2 separate regions of the Homo sapiens genome follow, and region 2 is linked to region 1. The links are chromatin loops, found by intact Hi-C in ENCODE. Cell type or tissue: MCF 10A. All regions are shown on one strand. Each heading gives the region's core, and the rest is flanking DNA. Links, peaks and the distances in the headings are about the cores only.

Region 1 (2,921 bases), core at 281-2,780:
TGTGGAAGACACGGCCCAGGCTTCTGGTTATCATCTGAGTTGAAGAGCAAGAGCTCACTCTGCACGGCACTTGCTATGTCTGAGGTCATGTGTGACGAGGTGAGAAACTGCGTCCTGAGCGGCCTCCAGCACCAATCAGCCACACCAAGCCTGCAAGTCCCTGAAAGGAGACTTTTGTTTAAAATGAAATTCCACATGTTTCAGGGCAGGAAATTGAAATAGTGTCTCTGAAAATGATGAAAAGAAGGGATTTTAAACATGCACATATGTACATACTTTAGGTAGCAGTAAAGATACTTTTAGTCACAGAAGCTTACCAAATTTTAAGGACTGCAACATTTTTTAAAGGAGGATACCAAAAATGTGTCTGGACCTCTCCCTTTAAGTAAACGTAATTGGGAGCACCTCTTCTGGCTGAATGTGACCTTCGCATACAATTTTGTTTGCCTTTCCAACGGTTCTCAGCGTTTGTCTTTCTTAACTGCAGGAGGAGTAGGAAGCTATTGTCATTCTAGATGCCCATCGTTTGTTTTTCCAACGTCTTGTAAGAGAGAATATACTTCAGGATGGTTAATACTTACGATGTTCCCGGTTTGTAGGCTCCATCAGCTTTGCCATGTAGGTGGGGACTTCTTTTGGGAATTCTCAACATTGACCCAGTGGCCAATAATAGATATGCTGAGCATGTCTACAAATGCAGCTTTTATCATTTATGGCCAGAATATGTTTACGTTCTTTTAATATCTGGTTGATTCCTAGTGAAAAGCATTTTATGCATATGTGAATGCAAAACATAACAAAAAAGTGTATAATGCAATCCACTCATTAAAAGAAAGCCCAGCTGAAGTAAGAACAGGAACAGGTCTATGTCCTTGGCAAGTTTGCCAACCTTCCCATTAAGGAATCTCTTCGGATTACGTTTTAGTTCGAAATCTTAAATGCTGATTCGGGGACATGTCACACAAGTTGTTAGAGAAAGCGTTGGTTTTATTATTCAAAGAATATTGAGTTTTGGAAATGACACATAGACACAAATGACACAAATGACAATTGACCAACTAGTTTGCCTTGCATTTTTTTTTTTTTTTTTTTTGAGACGGACTTTTTCACTCCTGTTGCCCAGGCTGGAGTGCAATGGCACTATCTCAGCTCACTGCAACCTCCGCCTCCCTGGTTCAAGCGATTCTCTTGCCTCAGCCTCCCGAGTAGCTGGGATTACAGGCATGCGCCACCACACGCGGCCAATTTTGTATTTTTAGTAAAGACGGGGTTTCTCCACGCTGGTCAGGCTGGTCTCGAACTCCTGACCCCAGGCGATCCGCCCGCCTCAGCCTCCCAAAGTTCTGGGACTACAGGCATGAGCCACCGCGCCCGGCTGCCTTGCATTTTTATTTTAATTTTGTAAAATGTATTAAAACGTAGATGATGTTAATTGCCAATTATTATCTCTTTTCATTTTCTAAAGTGGTTGACGCTGCTGTCGAAGTTGGATGATATTGCTCACGGAGGAGGCTTCTGAGAAGGGCATAAATGGGTTTTAAAAAAGCAGTGAATTGGAATGGGAATGGCAGATAAAGAGAAACACATTTTCTGCATTTTCTAATGATTACTCACATAGTTGAGCCTTGCACGTTATATTTATTAGAACGACCACCCCCCATTTAGTTTTCCTTTGAAGAGTCTTTCTTGTAAACCGTGGGTGCGTGTGTGTTTGCGTCCCGATCTGCCAGGGCTGGGCGCCAAGTGCAAAGTGCGCAGCCGCGAAGTGGAGTCGGCGCCGGCGGGAGCGCGGGGCTCAGGGCCAGGGCCCGCCTCCAGGGGGCGGTGTGCGCCCCCGGCGCTGGAGCAGCCGCGTTTCGGGGACCCGGGCAGGCGTGGGGGGCTGCGCTGAGCTCCAGGCCTCCTGCAGGTAGGGATGCTTTGCTGACAGATTCGGGCGTCCTCCCCTGAACGAATGTCCTGGCGGGGCGTGCCCAGCCACCATCCAGCTTCAGAGGCAATGGCCGGGCGTCGTGAGAAGGGGAGGGAGAAGGAAGCGGAAGAGAGAGAGTTGGAAAGACTAGAGGAAGAGGTGGCCACGTCTTTTGCCATCCCAGCTTTAAACTGCAGTGTTTAAGGCCTCGTCTGCCCTGCTAAGGTCACCGAACTTTTTACTTTATGTGAAAAGTGCTTCCCAAGGGAGGCACAGGGACTCCGGTTCTGAAACCGATTAATGGTCTTAGAGCCCCCAGTAAGCCGTTACCAAAGTGTCCGGGTCACAGTTGCAGAGGAAGTGAGAAGCGTGTTCGACCTCATTTGAAACGGCTTCACAGAGGGTAAACCTCAAGTTGATTTTGTAAAAAGGAAAGCCTGTGGTTTGGCCGAGAAGAATAAATAATATATTCTAGATCCACGTGTAGTGACTTGGTTTGGGAAAAAAGAATCCACAGGGAGAGGAACAGCGCAGAGGGTTCTGTGGTCTATCGCCCAGGCTGGCTTGCAGAGAACGGAATTCAATCTAGTTAGTTTAAGCAGAAAGGGATTTGCGGCAGGATATTAAGTGGTTTACAGACTCTTTGGGAAGACTGAAGGATCAGATTCCAGACTGATCTTTTAAGAACACGACCCAAAGCCACCCTGAAGAACTAAAGAATCTAATGCCCCTCCTCGAATTCAGCAGACACCAGTGGCGTAGGGAAACGGTGGCCACAGCTGCTAGCCCCAGAACCATGCCACCTGCCCGGGTCGGAAACCACCATGACAGGCAATTGATATAGTCAAGAAACTCCCCCAAGCCGAAAGCTACTGCTAGTGCTGCCAACTCTAAAACCGTGACACCCCTGGCATAACCCACACCAGCAAATAGGTTCCCTGGGCAGTGCTTTTTAATACTCCACAAAGCCAGTAAGTAGACACTGAGACCTCTCCTCCCGCTTTCAGAG
Region 2 (2,921 bases), core at 313-2,812, 81 kb after region 1:
TACTTTAAGTTCTGGGATTCATGTGCAGAACGTGCAGGTTTGTTGCATAGGTATACATGTGCCATGATGGTTTGCTGCACCTATCAACTCATCATCTAGGTTTTAAGTCCCACATGCATTAGGTATTTGTCCTAATGATCTCCCTCCCCTCACCCCAACCCCCCAACAGGCCCTGGTGTGTGATGTTCCCCTCCCTGTGTCCATGTGTTCTCATTATTCAACTCCGACTTATGAGTGAGAACATGCAATGTTTGGTTTTCTGTTCCTGTGTTAGTTTGCTGAGAATGATGGTTTCCAGCTTCATCCATGTCCCTGCAAAGGACATGAACTCATTCTTTTTTATGGTTGCATAGTATCCTATGGTGTATATGTGCCACATTTTCTTTATCCAGTCTATCACTGATGGGCATTTGGGTTGGTTCCAAGTCTTTGCTATTGTAAATAGTGCTGCAGTAAACATACACTTGCATGTGTCTTTATAGTAGAATGATGTATAATCTTTTGGGTATACACCCAGTAATGGAATTACTGGGCACGCTGCCTTTTTACAGTCACATGCCACTACACACACACATTCCCCCCTGGATCCCCATCCCCTGGCAAACACTAATTTTTCTCCATCTCTATAATGATGTCATTTCAAGAATGTTATATGACTGGGATCATATAGTATGGAACCTTCTGAGATTGGCTTTTTTCACTCAGCATAAAGCCTCAGCACTGTGTTCCTTCTGACTGCTCAGTAGTATGCCATGGTGTTAAACTGTGGCATATCCACACCATGGCATACTACTGAGCAGTCATATGCCACAGTTTAACCATGCAGTCTCCCAAGGACATTTGGATGATTTTCAGGTTTTGATTGTTGGAAATAAAGCTTCTACAAATATTTGTGTGTGGGTTTTTGCATGGACACGAGTTTCCGCTTCTCTGGGATAAATGCTGAGGGGCAAGCTCTGCACCACGTGACAAGTATATGTTTAGTTTCATAAGAAACTGCAAAACTGTTCTTCAGAGTGTCTGTACCACTTTGCCTCCCCACATGCAATGTCTGAGAGATGCAATATGTCTGCCTTCTTGCCAGTGTTTGGAACCATCACTATTTTTTTGTTCTAGCTGTTCTGATAGGTGTGTAGTGATGTGTCAGATATCTCATTGTGGCTTTAATTTGCATTTTCCTAATGGCTAATGAAGTTGAGCAACTTTTCATTGCATATTTGCAATCTCTTCTTTGGTGAAATGTCTGTTCAGGGTAGGTTATGCTGTGGTGGTGATCTTTTCTTGACTTTAATTGCATTCGTATAGTCATTACCACACAACTGAATAAAGGAAAATTAAAGTGGTGAGTGCTTATTCTATTATCTGTTTTTGCCTCCATGGTGCTGTGTTTGGAGTCTAAGGCTCCGCCAGTTATGAGCAGAATGCACTATCCTTTTACATTCTATTAAGGAAAAACATGCTGAAATTAAAATAACCAATGCTGATTTTAGAGCTACTAAAAGTGAAGGCAATGTACATCTTAGAATAGGAAAAGAGGGCGTATTACTTAGACCTCACTTTTATAGGTAGCCCAGTGAGGTTTAAGGTATGAGTCAAGGTCATCCCTGGTGGTGGAGTCAGGCTTTGCAGGTTCTGGCCTCAGCAGAAAGCTCCTTCTGCTCTTTGGTCTCAGATGGTCTTGTGTGTATTGGTTCTGTCTTCTGAGTTTGTTAGAAGCTTCTTGGTTTCGAAAAGTTAATCACTGAATTACTATATGATCCAGCATTACACTTCTAAGTATATACCCCGAAGAATTGGAAGCAGAGACTCTAACAGATACTTTATGCCTATGTGCATAGCGTTGTTATTCACAATAGGAAAGGGTGGAAACCACGCAAGTCTCCATCAACAGATGAACGGCTAAACAAAATGGGATGTATCCATACAACAGAATATGATCCAGCCTTGAAAAGGGAGGAAATCCTGACACCTGCTACAGCATGGACCTTGACATTATGCTAAGTGAAATAAACCAGTCACAAAAGGACAAATACTGTATGATTCCACTTGTTTAGGTACTTAGAATAGTAAAATTCATACAGACAGAAAATAAAATGCTGGTTGCCAGGGGCTGGGGAAGAAAGAATAGGGAATTATTGGTTAATGGGTGCAGAGTTTCAGTTTGGGAAGATAAAAAAAATCCCTGGAGATGAATGCTGTACAGTGATTGCACAACAATGTGAATTACTTACATCACAGAACTATACCCTTAAACATGGTTAAAATGGTACATTTTATGTTATGTATATTTTAACACTATAAATAAAAGCTTCTTGTGGACAGAGACCATGACTTGGGTTCCCCAGAGCTGGAAACACACAGACACTCAGGGAGGGGTGCTTGTCCGTTGTTCAGGAAGGAATCCCTGTCCTCAGAGAGCTCACACTGTCCCTGGAGTGTTCTCCAGACACACAGACACACGGGAAACCAAGATGAGCCACAGGCAAGTATTTGCAGGTGTGGAAGAGGCTCTGCAGTAGGGCCGAGGGGGCGCTAAGTGAGGGGAAGGCATCCTTTGGGACGGTGCCAGTCAGGAGGGCTTTGTGGAGCTCTGTCTTAGACTGGGCCTGAAAGGAAGCGTGGGGATTTCGGTCGTTGGAGTGGAATGTGTGACTTCAAAGTGGACCAAAGAGACAAAGGAAATGCCTGGAGGCCCCTGAGTGCTGGGGGTGGTCAGGGGATGGAGAGGGCTGATGTGGGGGAAGGGGACTGTGGGCAAGTGGTGAGAAGTAACACAGGATGCACAGCGTGGGAAGGGCAGGCTGAGTGGGTCCAGAAGGCAGGAGTGAGGGTCTATCTATCTATCATCTGTTTATGTATGTATGTGTGTATCTATCTATCTATCTATCCATTATCTATCATCTATCTGTGTATCTATGTAT

Evidence for each region. Hi-C counts contacts between places; a loop is a spot of excess contacts. Peaks named below come from ENCODE experiments on the same cell type or tissue, not always from the same donor. Only the 100,000 strongest peaks of a DNase experiment are listed, where the experiment ranks them.
Region 2: a loop joins it to region 1, with 2.4 times the contacts of the local background. A loop is called at or near these places in 2 of 110 quality-filtered maps.

Annotation. Positions count from the first base shown.
Region 1 is chr6:1,554,120-1,557,040 of GRCh38, reverse strand. LOC102723944 (a long non-coding RNA gene) reads left to right here and starts at 1,815. Exons shown (of 7, transcript XR_427861.4): 1 at 1,815-1,909. In MCF 10A, for the core only: a CTCF peak has its summit at 1,837 (motif pointing right); a DNase peak (open chromatin) is centred at 1,890.
Region 2 is chr6:1,473,088-1,476,008 of GRCh38, reverse strand. The region is part of intron 3 of LOC102723944 (a long non-coding RNA gene); the gene reads left to right. Among named protein-coding and RNA genes, the nearest start is that of MIR6720, 84 kb to the right of the region's middle. In MCF 10A, for the core only: CTCF peaks have their summits at 1,353 and 1,557; no DNase peak of the experiment used is centred there.